Regions from separate parts of the Homo sapiens genome. Here region 1 is linked to region 2. The links are chromatin contacts, found by Hi-C or POLR2A ChIA-PET in ENCODE. All regions are on one chromosome and are shown on one strand. Each heading gives the region's core, a stretch centred on a gene start or an enhancer-like site at or near the end of the contact. The rest is flanking DNA. Distances are from core to core; before and after follow the strand shown.

Region 1 (2,761 bases), core at 116-2,615, 7.0 Mb after region 2:
TCAGTATATTCTTAAGAAGCCAAATCAAGAAATTAGACATTCATGCCTAAAATAAAATTGCGTTACCTTATACATCATGAACAGGAACCTGTTGTATATAACACGGGTATTCAAAGCTTTATTGTCTTTTTCTAGAACCCTTTAACATAAAGGCAGCTCAGATTCAAGATTAGAAAACTGAATTCAACAGGCAGGAACACGCATACGAAACCAGTAAGAACTACTAATCACGACCTCTCAAAATGTCATGAACCATATAGATAGAAATAACCCCCCTTTTGCTGTACTAATGTAATCCAATAGAACAAACTTAAAATTCGTGACACAAATGTAAGAAACAAAAAACAAAAATCTATTGCCATTGTAATCTACCCTTCCCAATCAGGAGAGGTGTTTCCGACGCATTACTTGAACTTTCATTTTGTACAACTTTCATCTTGTAAGGTTCTAACTAAATACTTGACATCTTAATGCAGAGGAAAGGAAAGGAGGGCAAGTAGACTAATTCTGAAAGCATCCCTTCAAATTTCATACATGCTATTCAGACTAAATGGAAATCTACATCCATGGAAAGTTAATGTCGCAATTCTACTAAACAGCCCATTCTGATTTTATGTTTCTCCTCCACTAACAAGAAAAAATAAAACAACCAAATCTAGCTGTATTACATATGTTTAGCTAAACTGATAGCACTCAGCTCATTTTTGTTAATTACCTGGCTTCTTCTCAGTCTTTATGCGGTATTCTCGTGCTGCTCTTTTTTAGAACTCCTCACTGTTTATGTGTTCTCTGTTCAACACAGTTGTTAGGGGTCTGTGAACAATTTTTCAATTCCCACACACGCATATGATATCTATTAGGGAGCAATGCCACTTTTCACTTACCAATTCTGGATAAAGGAGTATTTCCTGGTGACAGAATGCTGCTGCTTCCGTTCACTAAAACTCCCTCTTCGCAGCTTGATAAATCTGATTATAAAACGTCTTTGTTCCAGATCACACGAGGCGCTTTTCCTACAAAAGTTTTCTAAAGAGTTATCTGCATTTCATTCCTGTGACAAAACAAATCAGAACAAGGGGGGTGGGGGGGGGAACAGGGAATAAGTCCACACAAGTTCCTGGCAAAGATTTTAAGCTGCATTTTTCTGAGTTTAATCAGTAACCTATATTAAAGTGACAGTTACCAGTTCAGGAAGCCTAGAGTTTGATCAAGTCGGTCACAACCACTTTGAGAGTCTTCCACTGGTGTGCGGACTCCAAGAAAGCAGTCACTTGGTCATCTATCACATGTGGCTGAATCACTGGACAGACCACCCCCGCCCCACACACCCCCAGCCCCCGTTGAGCAGCAGCCCAGGCAGGAGAGTGGCCGGACGCCCGACCCAAGACCTCTTATAGGGACCCGCCAATTAGCTGCTGACCAATCGCAGCCAGCACCTAGTACCTAAGTCACATGATAGGGCAGTCCCTATGACTGCAGGATTTCTGAATTACTGGGGTTACACAAAGGACACTCATTCAGGAAAAGAGAAAAAAAGCCATAAGCCGAAACAGAAAACGCCCAGGCTGCGACAACTACGGCTTTAAAACAGGGAACACCCCAGCCTCACACAGACAGAGAAAGAGCCACAACCAAGCCAGGATGAAAATCAGAAGAATGTCTGGCACATATTAAAAAATAATCCCAAAGCAGACGCTGAGTTTACAAACCCACTTCAGCTATAAATCTACTCCTCCTTCCCCTTCCTCTATAGTCTCCAATAATTTTACATTCTAAACTTTTTTATTTTAAAAAGCTCCAGTGAGCCTCTGCAAAACCGCTGTAAGAAAATGTGCGAGACACATGAGCCTCTCTTCCCATCCCCTCAAAATACCCCTGAAGGAGATTCAAATTGGCCATGAAAAGATTCCTAAGTGAAATACATTTCTTTTAAAATAGTTAAATAAATTAAGTGAAATTAAACATTGCCAGAACAGATTCGTATGGTAACTAACAAATCATCTCTCTCTCAATCATTTTAAACTGTACACATCAAGGACACTCTTGTTAAGTAAACGAGCCCACTTTGTGAACTAGATACCCATTTATTTTTATTTGAATGCCCCCAATTTGTCTCTTAAACACCTTTTATGTTTAGGAAGAAATTCAACTGCGAACACCCCTACCATTGCTCCGACCTCCAAAAATGGTACTTACAAATGTTCCTTGTTTGGATCTGTCGACTTCTTCTCCCCTCCCCCGACATTTGGAGTCAAAATATGGGCTCAACCTCATCCTTCAAACCTAAAGGCCCTATTTTGATCGTGCAAGACTGCAACAGCTCCTTCTCCCAGGCAAGCCCAGAACACTGTGCCGCTTGCCATTCCCAATTTATGGAAGGAAGTGTATGTCAAACAAACCAGGTGATGACTCAGACTGCCTCCTCCAGCCACGTTTTCCCTAGAATGGGAGGGTAGTTTAAGTGCAGCCCATTTGGATGTGACTCAGTTTTATTAGACTGGTGGCTGTAGCTAAGCTGACAAGCTCACATTTTTTTTAAATAACTTGTACATTTAGAGATCAGGACGCACATTCCAACTGGTTTCAAGAATTGAATCATGTAAACAGGAGAGATGCAAGATTATTTTTAAGGTATGGCAACGCTCTGGCTCTGTTCCCTAATATTTTAAATTTCAGAACTGTGCACTGAAATTTTTACAATGGAGGCAACCAAACGTTTTAATTCACACAAGAGTAGCAAACAGGTTTTCTACATTTAGGT
Region 2 (2,793 bases), core at 54-2,553:
TAGGAAGATGGTTTTCTATGGAAAATATTTAAGTGTAGGTCTTAATGTGAAAGAAAGAGGGAGAGAAAGAAACCCCTTTATTATGTTCTCCCTTCCTTAGGCATTTTTTGTCCCGTGGGAAAAAACTGTACTAGGGACAGAGACCTCTGTTAAGTTTTAGAGAAAAGGGATCTTTTTTTTTTTTATTTGAGACAGAGTCTTGCTCTGTCGCCCAGGCTGGAGTGCAGTGGCACGATCTCGGCTCACTGCAACTCCGCCTCCTGGGTTCAAGCAATTCTCCTGCTTCATCCTCCCGAGTAGCTGGGATTACAGGCGCTGGCCACCACGCCCGGCTAATTTTTGTATTTTTAGTAGAGACCGGGTTTCACCATGTTGGCCAGGCTAGTCTGGAACCCCTGACTTTGTGATCCGCCCGCCTCGGCCTCCCAAAGTGCTGGGATTACAGGCGTGAGCCACCGTTTCAGGCCGAGAAAAGGGATTTAAAATGAGAAGCTTGAATCTTATTGAACATAATTGTAGGACTGCCAGAGAGGACTGGTGGATGAGGAATATGGCAAGGGACATGAGATGGGAAAAATTAAATAGGCTGTGGTTTGGAAGTCTCAAAGTGAAATTCAAGGTGCAAGGCTCTTAAAAGTTAAATCCAGCGATTCGGTACATAGCTTAGGCCCTATTAAATGACCCAGTGCTTTAAGAACTATCTTTTGAAAGGAACACTTCACACAAGCACCCTCAAAAATAATTAGACACCTCCCCATTTCTCTGTTAAATGGTGAAAGACACCCAAGACTAGACCTAACTACTGTCACCCTCTCCTGGCCTCTTGGCAGCCAAAAGGCCACATGGCCCAGGCTCTCCAGCATCACTGTGTAGCCGACTTGGACAAAAATGGACTTCTCCCCATTGCCACTTGCAGATCTCTTCAAAGAATCAGCAGATCTGATAGTGTGCCCCTCTTCATCCCCGGCAACCACTGTTAAAGGAAAGATTGGGAAAGATCCCACCCCGCCAGGAGGGAGGCAAAAGCCTCTGACGCTCCCCTCCCCCCATAGCTGACCAAGGCCAGGGCCACTGCGGGAGCACCGCGCGTCCACGTGCACCCAGCATGCCCGGTCACCCTTTATTACGTAAGAGTCCCAGGATGGAGTTGTACCTGCTGCCGGCCCCTCTTCCCCGACGGCTAATAATAAACCCGGGTTCCTGTTTCCCGGCCGCGGCCACTCCAGATTCGGGGCTGAGGGGCTCACTCTGCAACCAAGGCACGTGCATTCTGGTCATCCCACGCGGGGAGCGCGCGCAAGGCCCGCCCAGCCCCCACATGCCAGCCCCACCCTCCAGTCGGTCCGGACGCCGACGCCTTTTTGACCCTCGCTGTGCCCGGCCCTCCTCATCTGGCCTGCCCAGGGCTTGGTGCTGGCGGGGTCCAGCTGCTCCAATCCCTCCTCCTCTGCTCTGCCCTGCCCTGCCCTGGCCTGCCCCGGCGCCCTCCCTCAGCCCGGGTATCAGGCGAGAGGCGGAGCTGGCCCGGCGCGCCCCGCCCCCGCTGTAGAAAGGGCCGGGCGAGTGTTACTCGCGGTCATCCCGGCCTGGGCCTTTTATCTCGGTGCTGCCGGGGGAGGCGGGAGGAGGAGACACCAGGGGTGGCCCTGAGCGCCGGCGACACCTTTCCTGGACTATAAATTGAGCACCTGGGATGGGTAGGGGGCCAACGCAGTCACCGCCGTCCGCAGTCACAGTCCAGCCACTGACCGCAGCAGCGCCCTTGCGTAGCAGCCGCTTGCAGCGAGAACACTGAATTGCCAACGAGCAGGAGAGTCTCAAGGCGCAAGAGGAGGTGGGTGCCCACGCCCCATCGCTGCCCCGGCCAGCTTGGTTGCTTGAGCTCAGGCTTTTCGGAGGGAGAAGTTGTGGTGGTGGGGGGACACCCTTCTCCCCGCGGCCGTAGGTGGGCGAGGAGGTGGGACTGCCCAGCCGCGGGGAGCCACCCAGGCGCCGTCCCGGACGAGCTGTAGCCAGAGAAGGGGGTGCGCGCGGGCAAGGGCGCCAGGCCCCCTAGCAGGGTGAATAATCTAATCTGTTCTTTCGTCTCCGTGTATCAAACAGGCCAGGGCTCGACCCACAGAGCACCCTCAGCCATCGCGAGTTTCCGGGCGCCAAAGCCAGGAGAAGCCGCCCATCCCGCAGGGCCGGTCTGCCAGCGAGACGAGAGTTGGCGAGGGCGGAGGAGTGCCGGGAATCCCGCCACACCGGCTATAGCCAGGCCCCCAGCGCGGGCCTTGGAGAGCGCGTGAAGGCGGGCATCCCCTTGACCCGGCCGACCATCCCCGTGCCCCTGCGTCCCTGCGCTCCAACGTCCGCGCGGCCACCATGATGCAAATCTGCGACACCTACAACCAGAAGCACTCGCTCTTTAACGCCATGAATCGCTTCATTGGCGCCGTGAACAACATGGACCAGACGGTGATGGTGCCCAGCTTGCTGCGCGACGTGCCCCTGGCTGACCCCGGGTTAGACAACGATGTTGGCGTGGAGGTAGGCGGCAGTGGCGGCTGCCTGGAGGAGCGCACGCCCCCAGTCCCCGACTCGGGAAGCGCCAATGGCAGCTTTTTCGCGCCCTCTCGGGACATGTACAGCCACTACGTGCTTCTCAAGTCCATCCGCAACGACATCGAGTGGGGGGTCCTGCACCAGCCGCCTCCACCGGCTGGGAGCGAGGAGGGCAGTGCCTGGAAGTCCAAGGACATCCTGGTGGACCTGGGCCACTTGGAGGGTGCGGACGCCGGCGAAGAAGAC

The links. Hi-C counts contacts between places; a loop is a spot of excess contacts on that map. ChIA-PET counts read pairs that join two places held with the same protein, here RNA polymerase II (POLR2A). Pooled maps may share reads with other maps.
Region 1: a loop to region 2 is called in a map of CD4-positive, alpha-beta T cell, with 11 times the contacts of the local background. The contact joins the promoter of MIR222HG here to the promoter of MID1IP1-AS1 in region 2. A Hi-C loop is called at or near these places in 1 of 168 maps with a recorded cell type or tissue (CD4-positive, alpha-beta T cell) and 3 of 50 pooled maps. POLR2A ChIA-PET finds 5 or more read pairs at or near these places in 2 of 52 experiments (activated CD4-positive, alpha-beta T cell and activated CD8-positive, alpha-beta memory T cell).

What each region holds. Positions count from the first base shown.
Region 1 is chrX:45,768,902-45,771,662 of GRCh38, forward strand. It overlaps MIR222HG (miR222/221 cluster host gene), which reads right to left and starts at 1,366. Exons shown (of 2, transcript NR_170290.1): 1 at 1,184-1,366; 2 at 1-1,051.
Region 2 is chrX:38,802,580-38,805,372 of GRCh38, forward strand. MID1IP1-AS1 (MID1IP1 antisense RNA 1) reads right to left here and starts at 1,304. Exons shown (of 2, transcript NR_046706.1): 1 at 1,154-1,304. MID1IP1 (MID1 interacting protein 1) reads left to right here. Exons shown (of 3, transcript NM_021242.6): 2 at 1-1,834; 3 at 2,104-2,793. The coding sequence starts at 2,368. RefSeq lists enhancers at 1-772, 773-1,614 and a silencer at 1,417-1,636.